Regions from separate parts of the Homo sapiens genome. Here region 1 is linked to region 2. A link is an interaction called in ENCODE POLR2A ChIA-PET data of the cell type or tissue named here. Cell type or tissue: endothelial cell of umbilical vein. All regions are shown on one strand. Each heading gives the region's core, and the rest is flanking DNA. Links, peaks and the distances in the headings are about the cores only. Region 1 overlaps KANSL1 (KAT8 regulatory NSL complex subunit 1). Region 2 overlaps KANSL1 (KAT8 regulatory NSL complex subunit 1).

Evidence for each region. Peaks named below come from ENCODE experiments on the same cell type or tissue, not always from the same donor. Only the 100,000 strongest peaks of a DNase experiment are listed, where the experiment ranks them.
Region 1: POLR2A ChIA-PET joins it to region 2 with 10 read pairs; 12 of 35 experiments call an interaction of 5 or more read pairs at or near these places.

What each region holds. Positions count from the first base shown.
Region 1 is chr17:46,114,772-46,124,475 of GRCh38, reverse strand. All of the region lies in intron 2 of KANSL1 (KAT8 regulatory NSL complex subunit 1), which reads left to right. Among named protein-coding and RNA genes, the nearest start is that of KANSL1, 74 kb to the left of the region's middle. In endothelial cell of umbilical vein, for the core only: no CTCF peak of the experiment used is centred there; no DNase peak of the experiment used is centred there.
Region 2 is chr17:46,055,921-46,065,954 of GRCh38, reverse strand. All of the region lies in intron 6 of KANSL1 (KAT8 regulatory NSL complex subunit 1), which reads left to right. Among named protein-coding and RNA genes, the nearest start is that of STH, 62 kb to the right of the region's middle. In endothelial cell of umbilical vein, for the core only: no CTCF peak of the experiment used is centred there; a DNase peak (open chromatin) is centred at 4,314; H3K27ac peaks cover 1,068 bases.

The DNA.
Region 1 (9,704 bases), core at 1,316-9,315, 58 kb before region 2:
CAGGCATGATAACAGGATTTATATCCTTGTACATCTCTTTCAGACCTCTCCGGCAATGGTGCATTGTCAGTGAGCAGCAGTATTTTGAAAGGAATCTTTCTGAGCATGAGGTCTCAATGGTGGACTTAAAATATTCAGTAAAACATGCTGTCAACAGATGTTCTGACATCCTGGCTTTGTTGTTTCATTTATAGAGCATAGGCAGAGTAAATGTAGCATAATTTGTTTTTATTTTATTTTATAGAGACGGGGTCTTGCCGTGTTGCCCAGGCTGGTCTCCAACTACTGGGCTCAAGCAGTTCTCCCTCCTTGGCCTCCCAGAGTGCTGGGATTACAGGCATGAGCCACTGCACCTGGCTGATGTAGTGTAATTCTTAAGGGCCTTAGATTTTCAGAATGGTCAAGGAGCATTGGCCTTCACCTTAAAATCACCAGCTGCATTAGCTCCTAACAAGAGAGGCTGTCCTTTGAAGCTTTGAAGTCAAGCATTCTCCTCTCTTTGAAGACAGGATTTCTCCTTTCTACTCTCTAGCCACAAAAGTTTTGGATTGTGTCTTCCAATAGAATGCTGTTTTTTCTACATTGCTGACATGTTGTTTAATGGAGCCATCTTCATCGATGATCTTAGCTAGATCTTCTGGATAACTTGCCACAGCTTCTCCATCAGCACTTGTTGCTTCACCTTGCACTTTTAGGTTATTGGAGATGGCTTATTTCCTTAAACTTCGTAAAGCAGCCTCCGTCATCTTCAGACTTTGCTTCTGCAGCTTCCTCACCTCTCTCAGTCTTCATGGAATTGAAGAGGATTAGGGTCTTGTTCTGGATTAGGCTTTCAGTTTAATGGAATGTTGTGGCTGGTTTGATCTATACAGACCACTAAAACTTTGTCCATATCAGCAATAAAGCTGCTTCTCTTGCTTACGATTTGTGTGTTCACTGGAGTAGCACTTTTTAAATTTTCTCCAAGAACTTTTGCATTTACAAGTTTGCTAACTGGTACAAGAGGCCTTACTTTCAGCCTATGTTGGCTTTCAACATACCTTTCTCAGAAGCTTAATCACTTCTAGCTTTTAAAAAATATATATTCTTTTTCTTTTTTGAGATGGAGTCTCGCTCTGCCGCCCAGGCTGGAGTGTGGTGGCACGATCTTGGCTCACTGCAACCTCTGCCTCCCGGGCTCAAGTGATTCTCCTGCCTCAGCCTCCTGAGTAGCTGGGACTACAAGTGCGCAATGCCACACCCACATAATTTTTGTATTTTTAGTAGAGAGGGGGTTTCGCCATGTTGGCCAGGCTGGTCTCAAACTCTTGACCTCAGGTGATCCGCCTGCCGCCGCCTCCCAAAGTGTTGGGATTACAGGCATGAGCCACTGCGCCCCGTCTCTAAAAAAAATTCTTTTCTTTCAGCTATTTTACCAGAAAACATCCGCAAGTGTCTATTTCTAGCTTTTGATTTAAAGCGAGAGCTGTAGACTCTTCCACTTGAACACTTAAAGGCCATTGAGGAGTTACTAATTGGCCTAATTTCAATATTGTTGTGTTTCAGGGAATAGGGAAACAAGAGGAGAGGGAGAGAGACAGGGGAATGGCCATTCAGTGGAGTAGTGAGAACACACATTTTTATCAGTTAAGTTTTCCATCTTTTATGGGTGCGGTTCGTGGTACCTCCAGAAATTACAATGGCAGTGTCAGAGATCACTGATCACAGATCATCATAACAGATAATGAAAACATTTGAAATATTGTGAGAATTACCCAAATGTGTCACATGGACATGAAGTGAGTGCACGCTGTTGGAAGAATGACGCTAATAGACTTGCTTGATGCAGGGTTGCCATAAACATTGAATTTGTTTTTTTTTAAAACAGCATCTGCAAAGTGCAGTAAAGTGAAGCTTTACTTGCTTGATGAGGTTAGATTACTTCAGTTTCTAACCCACTTTTGTAGTCGATAGGAGATCACCCCCATTATTTCTCAGCCAGTTAATCTCGTGGTACTTTTGTTAGGAATATGATTAAAAGTGTTTCATATTTCCAGTATGAATACTTGTTTAAGTATTTATGGCTGAATGCATCTTTATCTTTATGATAGCAGCCTAAATATGCTTGTGTCCTACCCATAGATCTGTTCCTAAGTGTGGTATGCTTTGTGGCTGTGTTAGTGGCTAGAAAACAGATGGGGACATCCCGAAGGCAGCAGGCTAGTCTCCTCAAACTGTAGACATTTTTTTCTGATAGAGGGGCTTGAAGCCTTTAAGAGAGTCAAAGGAACTTCTGTGTTTCCAGAATCAGTTACTGATTTGTTGAGAATTGGGGCTTTATTTTTTTAGACTGTAGTTGCTAGCACCTGTATGTCACCTTTAGGAACCTTGACAGATGGTCCCCAACTTACTATAGTTCAAATTATGGTTTTTCAACTTTATTATCGTGTGAAAACTGGAAACTGTACTTTGAGTACCCACAGCCGTTGTTTTCACTTTCAGTACAGTCTTCAGTAAATGAGTTATTCATGCTTTGTTATAAAATAGGCTTTGTGTTAGATGATTTTGCCCAACTGTAGGATAATGTATGTGTTCTGAGCACGTTAAGGTAGGCCCAGCTAAGCTTTGATGTTCAGTAGGTTAGGTGCGTTAAATGCATTTTCATCTTATGATATTTTCAAATTATGATGGGTTTATTGGGACAAAACCCCCATTGTAAGTTGAGGAGAATCTGTACACCATAGTTTATTCATTCAACAAATAATTACTAAGTGCTTTTTAAGGCCAGAAACCTCAGTTGCTGCATTTATTTTCTAGTGGGGTGGGGGGGTCAATAAAATAACAAAGTAGAATATATATTTGGTTGCAGCAAATGCTATGCAGAAAAAAATAAAGCAGGTAAGAGGGATAAGGAGTACAGGGGAAAACAATGCAGTGATAAATAGGGTCATCAGGGAAAAAGGCCTAACTATGAAAGTGATATTTGTGTCAGGATGTGAAGTCAGCTGTGTGAGCATTTGTGGAAGATATTTTGGACAAAAAGAACAGCCAGTGCCAAAACTTTAAGGACAGAGACTGCCTGAAGTAATCCGGCAAGCAAACCAGTGTAGCTTCAACAGCAAGTGGTGAAGAGGACACAGGAGGTGAAGTCATAGACAGAAAAGGGAACTGAGGTAGGTGGAGACAGGTTGTGTGGAACCTAGTAGGCCTGTTGTGAGGATTGTAGCTCTTGCTCTAAGGTAGAATGCCAGTTCCTGCTTTGAGTAGAGGAGTGACATGATCTGATTAGTTTGTGGACAGAAGCAAAAAAAAAAAAAAGAGTTAGGGGGCTACTATAATAACCTAGTGAGAGAATGGTGTCTTGGGTTCCAGTGGTGGTGGTAAAGTGTGAGAATTAAGGTTCAATTCTGGATATATTTTGAAGTTAGAGCAGGTAGGATTTGCTGATGGGCTGGATGTATGGGTTATAAAAGAGGAAGGAATTTTTGGTCTGAGCAAGTGGATGGAAGGTATTGCTCTTTACTGAGATGGGAAGACTGGGAAAACTAGGTGGGAGCAGGGGAGAAGATCGGAGTTCAGTTTATGTTACTGTGATAAAGATAATGAGATGCTGAAACATTCTCTCTTTGAATCTAGCTGTATTTTTTGGTATTGCATATTGTAAAATTTCGTGGTAAGTACATGTTTTACATTTGTCAAAATTCAAAACAAAGCGAACCTTGATGTAAATGGACTTTGGTTAATAAGAATATGCAAGTATTGGCTCATTAAGTATAATAAATGTGCAAAGGAAATGGAAGGGAGGGTATATGGGTACTCTGCTGTCTACTCAGTTCATTAAACCTCAAATTACTTTAAAATATAGTCTATTAATTTAAAAAATTAATCATGTTAACTTACACTATCATGTTTTCTTTGATTGTTGAGGTCATTTCTGGGGGTCTGTCTTTTATTTAGTGACAGCATGTTGACTTGCCCCTCGCTCCCACTTGTTTCTGACATAATTTCATACCAAGCATATATCCACAGTAGACCTCCTTTCTTTCATGGAAATGCACAGCTTATATAAATATATTGTAGAAAATTGCTGCTTTTACTTAGACTAAAAGACACAAGAGTCCCCTGTAACAAACAGCTTGAAGTTATTTCATTTCACTGAGGTTTGTACAGGGTTCCTGAAACTGTCCTGTTTCAGGAGCTGCCAGATAACCTGATCCTAGAGTGAAACTCACTTTGGCATTCAGATTTTGTCTATGTTGATATACCTCAACAGTTTAAGATTCTTTTTTAACTTACATGGCTCCATGAAAGAGGGATGTGATGTTTCAGTGTTCAGTTTTGGTAGCTATTAATTATCCCTTGTAGCCTTCCACTTAGAAGTGATACTTTCAGATTGAACATTGTTTCTTAAGTTTTTTCCTTTCCACCCCTCTCTCTTCTTCTTCAGAAATAAAGCTCTGCATGTGTGTTGGTGTGTTTTAAGTATAATTTTTAATCTGTTTGTGGAACCACAGAAATGGATCCAAGAGGTAGGTAAGGTCTTAAATTGAATTTGATGTTAAATAAGCTGGCCTTTGACCCATAGGCAATGAGTGAGGAGCACCGTTGGGTGTAAGACTAGAAGCAGAAATACTAGGCATTTTAGAGGCCAGGTGAAGGGTGAATAAGGACATTTAGGTCAATTGAAATAAAAAGAAAAAGACAGATGTGAAATGTAGAAGGACTTAATTATGGTAGGAACTTAGTGATTTGGAGCCTGGCAGCCTGAGCAGGAAGGTGAAAACATTGACAGTAGGCAAGTTTAGAGGAAGAGCTAGTTTTAGATGAAAGATTGGAATTTGTACAAGTTGAATTTTAGATGAAGTGTAGTGGTTAAAATTCAGGACTCTGGGCCGGGTGTGGTGGCTCACGCCTGTATCCCCAGCGCTTTGGGAGGCCGAGGTGGGCAGCTCTCTTGAGGTCAGGAGTTTGAGAGCAGCCTGGCCAACATGGTGAAACCTCGTCTTTACTAAAAATACAAAAATTAGCTGGACGTGGTGGCGTGCACCTGTAATTCCAGCTACCCGGGAGGCTGAGGTACGAGATCAGTTGAACCTGGGAAGCGGAGGTTGCAGTGAACCAAGATTGCGCCTGGGCAACTGAGCGAGACTCCCCATCTCAAAAAAAAAAAAAAGAAAAAGAAAATTGAGGACTCTGGAGCCAGATTACCCGTATACAGATGTAGATTTTACCTGTGCTTGCTTCTCTGACAAATGACCTAACCCCTTGACAAATGACCTCTTTTTCTCCATCTGTAGTATGGGGATAGTAGGCACCGTTTCATAGAGTTGTTATAATGATGAAATGATGAAAAGTCATGTAATGTTGTAGCACAATGCCCGGAACAAAGGAAGCATTCAGCAAAAGCTGCTATGTATAGGATCCAGCTGGAGAAAGCAAATTCAGTAGAAAATATTAAGGCTGGTGATACACATTTGTTAGTCATAAAATATTGGAGCTACGTGGGATCTTTTACCACAATTTTTGTTTACCCCTGTTATTTTATCCATGAAGTGTAGAAGAGGTCATTAAACCTTGAGAAATGGATAAGGCCCATGAGAAAGAATGTAGAATAGAAAATTTGGACTAGCAACTTAATCTAGGATTATTCTTAAATTTAGTGTAGGGCAATGGTTTTCCACCTCTGATAGAGGGAAGCAGTGCACTGACTATTGGTTGTTTATCCGTCGGCTTTTCTACTCTTCCTTGCCTCCCTCCCCCATTAATGGAATCTCCAATATTGTTTAAGTATCCTGTAATTGTGTAATTCAAAGGATGCTAGGCCTCTCTCTGGCTTCAGCAAGGAAAGTTCATCAAAATGTGGTCTCTAGACCATCAAAGTGTAGTCTTTGGACCATCACCTAGAAATCTGCTAGAAATGTAAATTCTGGGACCCCATTTCAGATGTCCTGAGTCGGAAACTCTGGGGGTGGGGCCCACCAATCAGCGTTTAGCAAGCCCTGCATGCTTAAAGTTTGATCTCTAGTGTAGGGCTTCCAACTGAGATAACTTTAGAAGATAAAGCATCTAATGTAAATGAACCAAGCTTTCAGATTAGGGATGATTTTGAACTGTGTATCATGTGCCACATCTGAAGGGATTGGCTACTGTTTAGCTAATAGTCATTAAGAGGCTTGCAGACCCAGTGCTGGCAGATCTTGTGTTTGTGTGCAATAGATTTTAAAATGCTGGCAACTTACTGAATTTTTTTTGACACACTTGTGAAGGCCGAAGAAAACCCAACTACAAGCAAATAAAACTAACGTCGGGAACATGACCCTCAGTTAGTGCTCTTTTATCTAAGAGTTTAAAAACATTGTGTGTAAAGCTTGCTTCATATCACAGATTATTACCTTAGGTTAAATTTCTAGATGTGGACTTTTTCTGGGGTGGGGGTAGTGGGGAGTGGTCATGGGATAATGACAGTTTTAAGGCTTTTGAGAAATGTTATGTTCTCCAGAATGAAACTGCTGTTTTGTCAGCAGTGTTCTGAAGCCTAACAGATAGTAGTTTTTAAAGAATTTCCAATTTAATAAACAAAAAAGACATTCTTGGATTATTTTATTTGGTTGATTTAGTAGTGTATTTCTTTTGTATTTATTTGTCACTTTTTTATATAAAGAAATCTGTAAATCTTTGTGTCTTTTTGAGTTATTTGAAAGGGTTTTTTTGCATTTTAAAAGCATAATTAAAATGCAAATTGTTTTCCCTAGCTTTTTATTTATTTATGTTTTAATTTTTATGGTTTTTGAATGATAGAAGTTTTAAATTTCTTTAGTCAGATCCATCAGTCTTTGTAAAATACCGTTTTAAAAGCCTGGGCTTTTCATTGGAATTAGATAGACTCTCTGAAAATCTTTGGCTGCTTTGCGAGGCATGCACATGGTTACTGCTGTGAACTATTCATGAATAGGATATCCCCTTCTCCACCTGCCACTGCCACCATCACTAATATCTATTTAACAGACCTTTATTGAATGCTTACTGCATACATAAAAGGAAACTATTAAAATGGTGTGGATACATCAGTGAATAAAACAAAGACGAATTCCTACTCTCTTGGAATTTACGTTACTGGAAGGAGAGTCCATACACAAATTTGTGAGATAGTTTCTTCACCCATAAGTCTGGCAGCTTTTAAGGAATGGCTAGAAAGCTTTGCTTGGCTGGGTTGCTTCGTCAAGTACTGTGTGCACATGGCTGTTCAGCATGGAATTCTCAGGGTTATAATATCTCTTAACATGAAGTCTCTGTGCTCAGTTGAAGCTGCATACCCATTTATAACCTGTCCTGGAAAGTCATCTAGTACCACATCCACCATATTCTGTTGACCAAAGTGGTCACAAGCTCCCTCAGATTTGAGGGGGAATTGACAGAAATCTGCCTCTCATTGGGAGAAGTGTCAAAGAATTTGTAACCCTTTTTAAAAACATTCCCTCATAAAAATTTTTTTCTTCACTTGTAATAAATGTAACTTTATACTTTCTAAAAATGTAATTTTCAAACATTACTTCAGTATTACTGTTGATTACTGAGATTATTTTGCCATTTAAAATATATTTTCAAACACTCTTTTGGAAGCTACAGATTTATAGATTTTTGTTGTACATTTAAAATAATTCCCTGCCAACAAGCTGTGAAAGGGAAAAGTAATGCAACTTTTATTCACTGATGGAAAAGTTCTTGAGCTGTATTGGAAAACTGATAAGAAATTGGAGGACTCTAAATGAGTTTTTAGAGTTAAGGTTAAAGATTGCATTGCACTTAAAAGTAAAGGGAACCTCTGGAAGAGGCTGGACAGAAGAGTCACAAGGTTGATAATGAATTGACTTATTATTCCTTCCTGATCTACTTTTAATATTTTGTGTCTTGATAGAAAACATTATTATAGTTTAATAATGTTTTGTTGTTGTTGGTTTTTGTTTTTTGAGACGGAGTCGCGCTCTGTTGCCCAGGCTGGAGTGCATTGGTGCCATCTCGGCTCACTGCAAGCTCCGTGTCCCGAGTTCACACCATTCTCCTGCCTCAGCATGCCTAGTAGATGGGAGTACAGGCACGCACCACCACGCCCGGCTAATTTTTTGTGTTTTTAGTAGAGACGGGGTTTCACCGTGTTAGCCAGGATGGTCTTGATCCTCTGACCTCGTGATCCGCCTGCCTTGGCCTCCCAAAGTGCTGGGATTACAGGCGTGAGCCACTGCGCCCCGCAGTAATGGTTTTTTTTGACTGTATGTCTGTTTCCTTTGAGGACTTTACGTGCTGAGCTATTTCTAATAAAATCTAAATAACTAACTTTAATTTTTGTGAAGTATAAAATCCTATCTCAGTTTGAAGTTGGGTCTAGTTTTCACTCTGTCGTAAGTTTTTCAGGTCAGTTGACTTATTTATAAGAGGCTTGGTTCCGGGGATTCTTCTCGTCTATGATTCTATAGTTAGTAACATGAGTTATAAAACCAATCAGAAAATGTGCCATAAATGGAAACGTTTCCACCGTAGTTTCCAACTCTGAATGCTCCTTATCCTCTGCTTTGTCACATTGGTAACTACTGTGGTGATAACTTACTGTCCAGCAGTTATGTGGCATTTGCCTGATGTCTGTATGCAGCTTAAGCATTTTGTGGTTACCCTCTGTGATGAGCCTAGAGATCTCTGGGGTAAATGTTAAAAGCGGTCTGGGTATGTTTTTTAAATGCCTTAGTATTTCTGCCTGATTGCAAAGATTTATCGGTTGGCTTTCCTAAAGTTGTTGGATTGTTTAAGCATACTTTTTGAGTAGAGTCAAAGTATCCTATAAATAAACTGTTTTTCATTCATAATGTCATAGTAAAGCCTTGTTTTTAATTTAGTTTGAAATCACATATAGTTCACTGAAAACCCGTATATGCATCATGTAATACATATCTAAAGTTATCTTCGTTCCTTGAATGTATACTTTCCTTGGGATTTCTGTTTAGCTTTCAGGAGCAGTACAGTGGGGGTGGGGACGGGGGTAATATAGAACTGTTGACACTCGATAGCTTTATACTATTTTCTCATCTGTAGTAAGGAGACAGAAAATCTGCACTTTCTTTTTGCTCTTTAAAAATTCTTGCTTTACAGGCTGGACACGGTGGCTCACGTCTGTAGTCCCAGTACTATGGGAGGCTGAGATGGGTGGATCACCTGAGGTCAGCAGTGTGAGACCAGCCTGGCCAACATGGCAAAATCCCATCTCTACTAAAAATAAAAAAATTAGCTGGGTGTGGTGGCAGGCGCGTGTAATCCCAGCTACACGGGAGGCTGAGGCAGGAGAATCGCTTGAACTCAGGAGGTGGAGGTTGCAGTGAGCCAAGATTGTGCATTGCACTCCTGCCTGCATGACAAGAGCGAAACTCCATCTCAAAATAAATAAATAAATAAAACTTGGGTTTACAAAAATACCTGTTTGCCAAAGAAAAAATGAAAAAAATTCGTGGACTTTAGTACAAAATTTCAGTGAAATGGACCTAAATCTGGACAGATCTTTAGAGAGTGTCTAAATCAAAAGGAGAAACTGTTAAAAAGAAAAATTGTTCTAAACCTCATCTAAACAGAATCCGTGTGATATAATTCATAACCTCCTTCTGAGAAGAAATGAACATTTCTGTTATACACTTGTCTGATAAACCTTAATGGGATTAAGGCTTCTGCTGGGGAACTAGTTACCT
Region 2 (10,034 bases), core at 348-8,347:
AAGGTTGAGGCTGCTTTGAGCTGTATTTGTGCCACTGTACTTAAGCTTGGGTGACAGAGTGAGACCCTGCCTGAGAAAAAAAGGAATCTTCACTAAAGTTTTTAAATTGATATTACTAAAAAAAAGTTTGTCTTCACAAAGGAAATGGAGATTAATTCACAACTGTAGGGAATTTTAGATTGCTGACTCTTCAAATAGCAGTTGCCTTTATTCCAAAACTAATGAGATAATAATATTCCAGTAAAATTGGTACTGTGCAGGAATTAAGAGCATTATCTTTGAAGATGATAACCTTGGGTTTGAATCATGGTACTACCACTTAGTAGTTTGGTAATTTGGTGCATGTTAACCACCCTGACTTCCACTCCTCTCCAAAGCCTCAGAGATCTCATAGGGTTGTTTGAGGGTTCAATGAAATATATGTAACATGCTTATTGGGATGTCTGGTTGATAAGTTCCTCGTACAAAGTGGCTGTTATTGTTACCACTTTTGTTGTTGTTCATTCATTCTTTCAACAAATATTTATTGGCTTCCTGCAACGAGCTAAATCTGTCTAGTCACTGGGTATACAACACTAAACAAAACAGACAAAAGTGCTTACCCTATGAAATATTCTAGTTGTTAAGAGAAAGAAAATAATAAATGAACTCTGCAGTGTGTCCTATAGCATTAAATCTTGGAGAGAGGCTAGGCACAGTGGCTCATACCTGTAATCCTGGCACTTTGGGAGGCTGAGGAAGGAGGATCACTTGCGTTCAGGAGTTTGAGACCAGTCTGGGCAACATAGTGAGACCCCATATCTTTAAAAAAAAAAAAAGCCTGCTGTGGGCGAGCGTGTGTAGTCCATTTGCTCAGGAGGCTGAGGCGGGAGGATCATTTGAGCCCACCAGGTTGACACTGCAGTGAACCATGGTTGTGCCACTGCACTCCAGCCTGGATGACAGAGTGATTGAGACTCTGTCTTTTAAAAAAACAAAAAAACAAACAAAAAAAACACACGTATACATATGTAACTAACCTGCACGTTGTGCACATGTACCCTAAAACTTAAAGTATAATAATAATAAAAAATTAATTAATTAAAAAAAATCCTGGAGAGAGAAATGCAATAGAGGAGGGAATAGAGAGTGCTGGAGAGCTCAGATAAAGAAGAGGTATATGGATTAGCCCTTTGATGTATTCCAGAGCTTAGGTATTCCTCCTCATTCCTGTGAAAGATGAGGAAAGGATTGGGAAGGGAGTGACGAATAAAGTAGAAGAAAAACCAAGAGAGTGTGGTATGTGAAAGGCAAGGGGAGAAAGTGTTTTGGAGAGGGAGGAGGAGGAGGGATTGTCTGTGTCAGTTGTTACAGACAGGATCAGTAAGATGAAGGCTGAGAATTGAGACCATTGAATTTAGTGGGGTGGGGTTGTTGCAGACATTGGTGAGCAGTTTTGGTAGAGGGAGAAAGGTGAATTAAAGCATGGTTGGAGTGGTTTCAGGAGACAAGGCCACAGAAGGAATTGAGGGAACCATTGTAGATAACATTTTCAAAGAATGTTGCTGTAAAAGAGAGCAGAGAATGGGAATTTTTCTTAAGAGAGCCACTAGCAACATATTTGCTAATGACAAATAAGGGAGATGAGAGAATTGCTGGAACAATTAGTATTTGCATGGTGAATTTTCAGTACTTTCCTTGTTTTATTCTAGTATGCAGTTGTACTGTGTAAGTTTGCCATGTTCTCTTTAAAGAAAAGAATTGTAGAATTGACTGTCAGGCGATACCATTTCTTCCTGTCTATTCCTCGGACTCTACCTGAAATATCAAAATAGCAGAAATAGATAAGAATAAGGTATTTGGCAGGGTTTTCATATTGACATTTCAGTCTCAGTTTTTTTTTGTTTTTTTTTTTTTTTTTTACTAATAGTCGTATATCTCTAAAAGATTTTCAGAGGAGTTGATAACAGGAATGTCAGAAAACAGTATATTACTGTCAAGTGTAGGAAAATAGCTTTTTGTCAATTCCTTGATGAATTTAACACAGAATGCTTTTACATTTTAAAAAAAAAAAAAAAACCGCCACCTCATGAAAATAAAGCACCCTTCCTCTGTTTTGGCAGTTTACCAGCCACTATGGCATGACATCAGGAGTCGTATAAAAATTTTCTGAAGTATGTGGTGGCCTCCTGGATTTTGTTTTTTAATATGTGAAGTAGCCAACCTTCTTCTGATCCATGCCTAAGAACGAATGTAGTTTTGAATGTACATATAAAATTATAAAAGGTAGCTTAGGCAAGAGATAGGCATAAAACTAAATATCCTTTTGTTCCAATGCCACTTTCTAAAACAGAATCATCCTGACACAAAAGTAAGCTGCATGAAAAATAAGACAGAGAAATTAGTTGACTTTGGGAAATATACCATGTACTAGATCTAGCAGAAAGCTGGAGTTCTTCCAGAGTTAGAGACACACCCCATTCCTTCTGTCTAGGTTGCTTTCTGTGTCTCACATGGCTCCTCACTCATGACATGACCTCAGTGGTATTTGCTGATGAGCAAGCATCTTGTCTTCTGTCATCTTGAATTGCTCGGTTTTCCAGACAGATTTATTCAACAGCATTTTTGAATGCCCACCGTATTATTCAGGGCAGCCAGGTTGCATTGGTAAGGAAAACAAAGCCCTTATCTTCATGGAGCTTACTTTCTAATGACAGCAAAGAAGTTAACAGGTAAATTATGTTCTAATATTGTTACATGACAGTGAGTTCACAGTTATTGTGAGTACAGAGTACAGAACACACAAAGCAAGTGATTAATATTTTTTCCTTACCTGCATCTTAAATGATCTCTACTGCATTCCAGAACCAAATAAAACATACTTGAGGGAACTCATTGAGGTTTTGTTTTGTTTTGTTTTTTCTTTGAGATGGAGTCTTGCTCTGTTGCTCAGGCTGGAGTGCAATGGTGCGATCTCGGCTCACTGCAACCTCCTCCTCCCGGGTTCAAGCGATTCTCCTGCCTCATTCTCCCGAGTAGCTGGGGTTACAGGCATACGCCACCACGCCCAGCTATTTTTTGTATTTTTAGTAGAGATGAGGTTTCACCGTGTTGGCCAGACTGGTCTCGAACTCCTGACCTCAAGTGATCCACCCGCCTCGGCCTCCCAAAGTGCTGGGATTACAGGCGTGAGCCACCACACCCAGCCCAATTACTGTGTTTTTAAAGGGCTATCAGCTTAGTTGAATTATGGCTGGAATATATCTTAAAATTGAGATGCACGTTTAGTGCAGTAACTCTTTTGCCCTTAAAAAGGCTGGCCAGGCACAGTGGCTCATGCCTGTAATCCCAGCACTTTGGGAGGCCAAGGTGGGGCAGATCATGAGGTCAGGAGATCAAGACCACCCTGGCCAACATGATGAAACCCCATCTCTACTAAAAATACAAAAATTAGCTGGGCGTGGTGGCACGTGCCTGTAATCCCAGCTACTCGAGAGGCTGGGGCAGGAGAATCGCTTGAACCAAGAAGTCAGAGGTTGCAGTGAGCTGAGATCTCGCCACAGCACTCCAGCCTGGTGAGAGAGTGAGAGTCCATCTAAAAAAAAAAAAAAAAAAAAAAAGCTGTTGTTATATCACTTGTACTTCTTAAAATCAATGACTAAAACAAAGTGTTCAGTAAGTTAAACTCGTTGGGAATAAAGAGAAATGAGATCTATCAGTAAATAAATAGGAAGCCTTGAATGCCCAAACTGATGATTTGGGTTTCAGTCTATAAGTTTTAAATTTTTGAGCAGAGAAGTGTTGTAAGCTATTTTGGGGGAGGTAAATCTGCTGTAACATGTTTTTTTTTTTTTTTTGTTTGTTTGTTTTTTTTTTTTTTTTTTGAGTCGGAGTCTTGATCTGTCACCCAGGCTGGAGTGCAATGGCACAATCTCAGCTCACTGCAGCCTCCGCCTCCCGGGTTCAAGCAATTTTCCTGCCTCAGCCTCCTGAGTAGCTGGGATCACAGGCACCCACGACGACGCCTGGCTAATATTTGTATTTTTAGTAGAGACAAGGTTTCACCATGTTGGCCAGGCTGGTCTCGAACTCCTGACTTCAGCTGATCCATCCGCCTTGGCCTCCCAAAGTGCTGGGATTACAGGCGTGAGCCACCGCGCCCGGCCAATCTGTAACTATTATGTTTGGGATGGATTGGCACAAGAGACTGGAGGTGGAAAGACAGACTAACAGTAGTAATCCTGGAGGAGATAATAGTCTAAGGCCTCTACAACTCTGAATGTGGAATATTTTAAATGTAATCTAAGGAATAACCACTAGGGTGTGGTAAGTGAATATCAGAGTAAGGCTCATGGAGAACATGGAGTACTTCCTAAATCATAATTTTATTATAAAATGACGGAATTACTAGTTGTAATTACTGAATAGCCTATATTGCTATTTATTGTGTGTTTCATCACTTTAGGGGTCTAGTATGGTGGATGTTAGTAATTATCTAAGTGAATGAAGAAGCACTCCAGTGGAAAGTTCTTATATGCCATTATGTTCTTTTCCTGGCCCAGTGCCTAAGTGAAGTAGGTGTTTATAACTTAACCTAAACGTACTAAGATTTCAGATCAATAAAGTTATTAAAATAAAATTGGTACCAGCCAATTTTCAAATAAGGTTGCTTTTTATTTTTTAAGTAAAATTATGTTTATAATTAAACCATAAGACAAATAGTATTTTTTTAAAAAAGAAAAGAATGTAGTTTTATTAATAATTTACTGCATTGTTCTCATTCTCAATTTACTGTGGACCATTAGAAACTTGTGTATAGTCTGGCAGTGGAAACCATCAGTGTTTGGAAATGAATGGTTGAAAAGGCTGGGTTTTTTTGTACTAATAACCAGTAGAATAGGTAATGGCTACATTTATTACTAACATACCCTTGAAATTTTTATTGCCCTTAATAGCATTTCTTTCAATTTTTTAAAAAGTAGCAATTTCCTAACAAATTGGCAGTGTACTGGCATCATTTTAGAATTTTGTAGTCCTTGTTGTCATAGGGGGGATTGCTCTGGGCCAAATTTTAAAGCTGGCTTCCATAGAATTCCGAGTAGTCCTCCTCTTCTTCCCATTGTATCACACTTGAAGAGTGACATTTTTGTACAGGGCATTCTCTCATGGCTATGACCAGGTTTCCTGTAGACATCAGGGTAAATAAAGGTGTTAATATATGATTCTAGGCCTCCTAGTTTTGATTCCACCTATTTAAATCCAGTTTCATGACACCATGGTTGAGGACTAATGAACTAGAATATGAGTCAGTATTAAAAGTTAATAATTTGATACGTTCTTCCTTGACAGAGTGCAATAGACCTTGGAGGCCCAACCAACTTTTTCATACTAGTTAGACATTTGGAAAGGAGCAAGCATGCCATGTAGAAAATTGTACCTTAGGACATAAAGCTACTAAAAGAATACTCAGAAATCACTCTGTGCTTGGAACAGTTACCTCTAAACTGTTATGACGGTGTTTTATATATACATTATAAAACACATACAAAATAAATTTTGAAAGACTGAGATAAAATAGAAGCTTACACGTTTTGTTTCTTCACTCTGATGGATCTTCAAGAGCCAGTTGTGGGATATGCTTGATTGTGATAGAGTTGCCAAACCTTTGAAAATCTTTCCACATGTTAACAGTGGATGAGTTAGATAACGAATATCAAATGCAAAGCAAAAGCAAATGATTATAACCTGTCCTTGAGCCAAAAGAATTCTTTTAGTGTTTTGGACGAATATGCTATGATTAACAGAAAATGGTGAATAGAGTTTTACTTTGGTATTAATTCCTTCATAAGTATTAAATTGAGTATTTCTTGGGAATTCCTTCAAAGAGAATTGATAGCATTGCAGTATTAATTAAGGGAACGTGGGAATTTCTTCGTGTATCAAGTATTTTATCTCATTATTTTATTGAGATGCAGGTCTCACTGTGTTGCACAGGCTGATTTTTTGTTGTTGTTGTTTGTTTTTTGTCCCCCTCCCCTCCCCCAAGATGGAGTCTCGCTCTGTCGCCAGGCTGGAGTGCAGTGGTGCAATCTCTTCATCTCAAAAATAAAAAAGCCAGCTGTGGTGGCAGCTACACAGGTGGCTGAGGCAGGTGAATGGTTTGAAGCTGGGAGGCAGAGGTTGCAGTGAGTCAAGATCAAGCTACTGCACTCCAGTCTGGGCAGCAGAGCTAGACTCTGTCTCAAAAAGATAACAGTCTGTTTCTCTCTCTTAGTTCCAGCTGAGAACATGTGTTGATCAGTTTCCTTTTCTCTCTCTCTCTCTCTCTTTTTTTTTTTTTTTTTTTTGGAGTCAGAGCCTCGCCTCGCTCTGTCACCCAGGCTGAAGTGCAATGGCATGATCTTGGCTCACTGCAACGTCTGCCTCCCGGGTTCATATGATTCTCCTTCCTGCCTCAGCCTTCCAAGTAGCTGGGACTACAGGCGCGTGCTACCATGCCCAGCTAATTTTTGTATTTTTAGTAGAGACGGGGTTTCACCATGTTGGCCAAGCTGGTTTCGAACTCCTGACCTTAGGTGGTCTGCCCGCCTCAGCCTCCCAAAGTGCTGGGATTACAGGTGTGAGCCACTGTGCCCAGCCTCCTTTCCTCTTAGCATATCCTGAGATCTAATTCTAGTCTCCTCACGAGACTGCCAGAAACATCTCTGCCCTTTTCAGAGACTTTCCACTTAGCTTTGTAGCCTCCTACCATTCACAACTTCAGCTTTTTCTTTGGGAGGGTGGTACTTGGAAGTGTGTCATGCTTAGTTCCCTGTCCTCTTTTTATTGATAATTTGACATTTCAAGTCTCTAGTGTTATCCATTCAGCCCTACAAGAGTACCAAAAGCTCTGCTCTTTTTTTTTTCTTTCTTTCTTTTTTTTTTTTTCCGAGATGGAGTCTCGCTCTGTTGCCCAGGCTGGAGTGCAGTGGCACATCCTTGGCTCACTGAAACCTCCATCTCCCAGGTTCAAGCGATTCTCCTGCCTCAGCAAGTAGCTGAGATTACAGACACGTGCCACCATGCCTAGCTAATTTTTGTGTTTTTAGTAGAGATGGGTTTTCGCCATGTTGGCCAGGTTCTTTTCCTCTCTGGAATCTTAGCTTTCAATATTGTCATTATGTCAGCATTTTTCTTATGTTTTGAGAGAGAGAGAGAGAGAGAGAGAGAGAGAGAGAGAGAGAGAGAGAGAGTGTGTGTGTGTGTGTGTGTGTGTGTGTGTGTGTTTTAAATCTGGCTTTTCCAATTAGTGAGAGTGTTGGTTTGATACAAGCTATCCATATAGGTGATTTATTTGTTGAGAAAACTTCATTTATCTGATACCTTAGTTTCCCACAGCCTACTTTCTTTTAAAAATTTTATCCCTATAGTAGTATTTTCTTGCCTCTTGGCATATCTAACAATGTTTTATTTATGTTTTAAGCTGAAAATCCAATTAATAATTTTCCCTGCTTGTAGCATGTGGATTGTGCCATCTTCCTTTAAAGAGGCTTTGTTTTGCTGGCAGGTAAATTCCTTGTCATTTGTTAGGTCAGGTGAGGAGTTGGCCACCTTAGTAGTCTAGCTCCACAACTAAAGCAGGATCTTCTGTCTTGAATTCTCTATGCAACTTTGGCTGGTCACAGTTTAAAAGCCTCTCAGGCTTGTGTTAGCTGTGGAAACCATTTCAGCTCACAGCTGCCTAGTTGCTCTTGCCTGGCCTGATAGTTTCACCCTTTACATGCACCTTTTAATATTTAGCAAACACTCAGGGGGATCTTATGAAGATTTCTGGGGCTCTTTTTCTGTAAAGCTTCCTCCTCTCAAGAATTTTGCCTTGCAATTTTCAGTTTCCTTAGTCTCTGAATTCTGATCTAGTGAGAATTTGCTTCCTCAACTCAGTGAAGCTATTATACTCTGCTTCAGATCCTCTCCCTGCCCTGCAGTCTAGAATGTACTTCCAGACGGAAAACCAGGGCAGTCTTAGAGACCACCCCATTTATTTCTCAGTGTTATACTGCCTGTTGTCCAGTTTTCTGGTTTATGACTGAAAGGTAAATCTGATCACTATTACTCTGCTAGAAGCAGAAGTCCTGTGGTGTCACTGTTTTCTTTTCCAAATTTTGTTATGAAATTATTCAGATACGAAGTTGAATGAATTTTACAGTGAACACCTATGTAGCTACTCCCTAGGTTCTACCACTAACATTTTAGCATACAATCATCCTTCCATTTATTAATCCATCTTATTTTTAGTGCATTTAAAAAACAGTGATGTTTTTCTGTCCCTTGTTTTTCTTGAAAACTAGTAGAAACGTGAATAAGTCCAGTTTTAGTTTCGTGAGAAAACACAAGGTGGCCGCCTTATGCTTGTATCAGAAGACACGTAATGACTAAACTGTTTGTTATCAACCACTGGTGATCATTGCCTGGACCCATTGTTAAATTGGAAGCTGAAGAATGGTGATATTCTACTTGTATCATTTCTGTTTTTCTTTTATTAGCTAGATAGAATATGTTTATAAAGGGAAAATTGTCCTTTTCAACTATTTGTTTACCCTGAGGTACAGTTTGTACAGAAGAAAGCATGATTTGTTGTTTTTTTTTATTTACCAATTTTCAAAATAACAAATTAGTTTTCTACTATCCTCTAAGGACAGTCACTGAAGTTTTTCATGAAGGGGCTGTGAGTCATTGATTGAAACATATTTGAGGTATTTCAAGCCATTGTAGTCTTTTCTTTATGATGCTAACGTTATCTGATCTTTGGTAGGGGAAGCTCTCTTCAGGCTTGTTCTTGACAATAGTCTTTGAGAGCTTTGTTCTTACTATTAATTTTTATTTTTTTTGTTTTCCTTTTTTACTGAGTCTTATGTTTACTGTGACTCACCACTAATATTTAATGGGAGCCTGTGCTTTGAATTTTTCTAGACGGGATGACCGTAATTTGAACCTCATGGTTCTCAGTGATTTTGTCCTCACAGGAGACATTTGGCAATATCTGTAGTAATTACTCATTTTCACAAATTGGGGGAGTAGGGAGGCACATGCACCATGAGGACAGAGATGCTGCTAGATATCTACAGTGCACAGGACTGTGCCCCACAACAAAGAAGTGCCAGCTGTTGAGAAATCATGCGGTATACTAATTTAGCTAACATTTGTGTAATGTTTTAACAGTTACAGAGTCATTTGATCTTTCCTACACTCCCATGAAATTGGTATTATTAGTCCTTTTTAACAAGTGAGAAAATTTAAGGATGTCATGTGACTTATCAATGATCATATTATACAGTGTTAAGAAGCTAGAATTTTGAAATCAAGATCTTTGATGGTAAATGTTCTATCAAGTTTGATGGTAAATGTTCTATCAGTAGCTATACTTACGGTTTTACAAAAGTGATTAAGAGTCGAGAGCCAGATACTGTTGTGAGTTATTTATCTTTAAAACAACTCTATCAGGTACTCTCCTGTTAGTAAAGATGAAGACACAGTAACTTGTCTTAAGGCCACACAGCTAGTAAGTGGCGGAGTCAAGGTTCAAACCCAGGCAGTCTGGCTCCACAGCTCATACTGTTAACCACTATATATTGCTTCACAATTTTTTTTTTTTTAGATTTGAGTATAATATTTGTTTTTATATTTAAATCTTTATTTGGGGCCAGGCACGGTGGCTCACACTTGTTATTCTAGCACTTTGGGAGGCCAAGGTGGGTGGATTACCTGAGGTCAGGAGTTTGAGACCAACCTTGCCAGCATGGCGAAACCCCCGTCTCTACTAAAAATACAGAAATTAGCCAGGCTTGGTGGTGGGTGCCTGTAATCCCACCTACTTGGGAGGCTAAGGCAGGAGAATCACTTGAACCCGGAGATGGAGGTTGCAGTGAGCCGAGATCGCACCATTGCACTCTAGCCTGGGCAACAGAGCGAGACTCTGTATCAAAAAAATAAAATAAAATGAAAATGAATAAATCTTTATTTAGAATTAATTTTGGTGTGAGGCAGAAATGCAGCCGTTTTCTTCTGTATGACCTCTT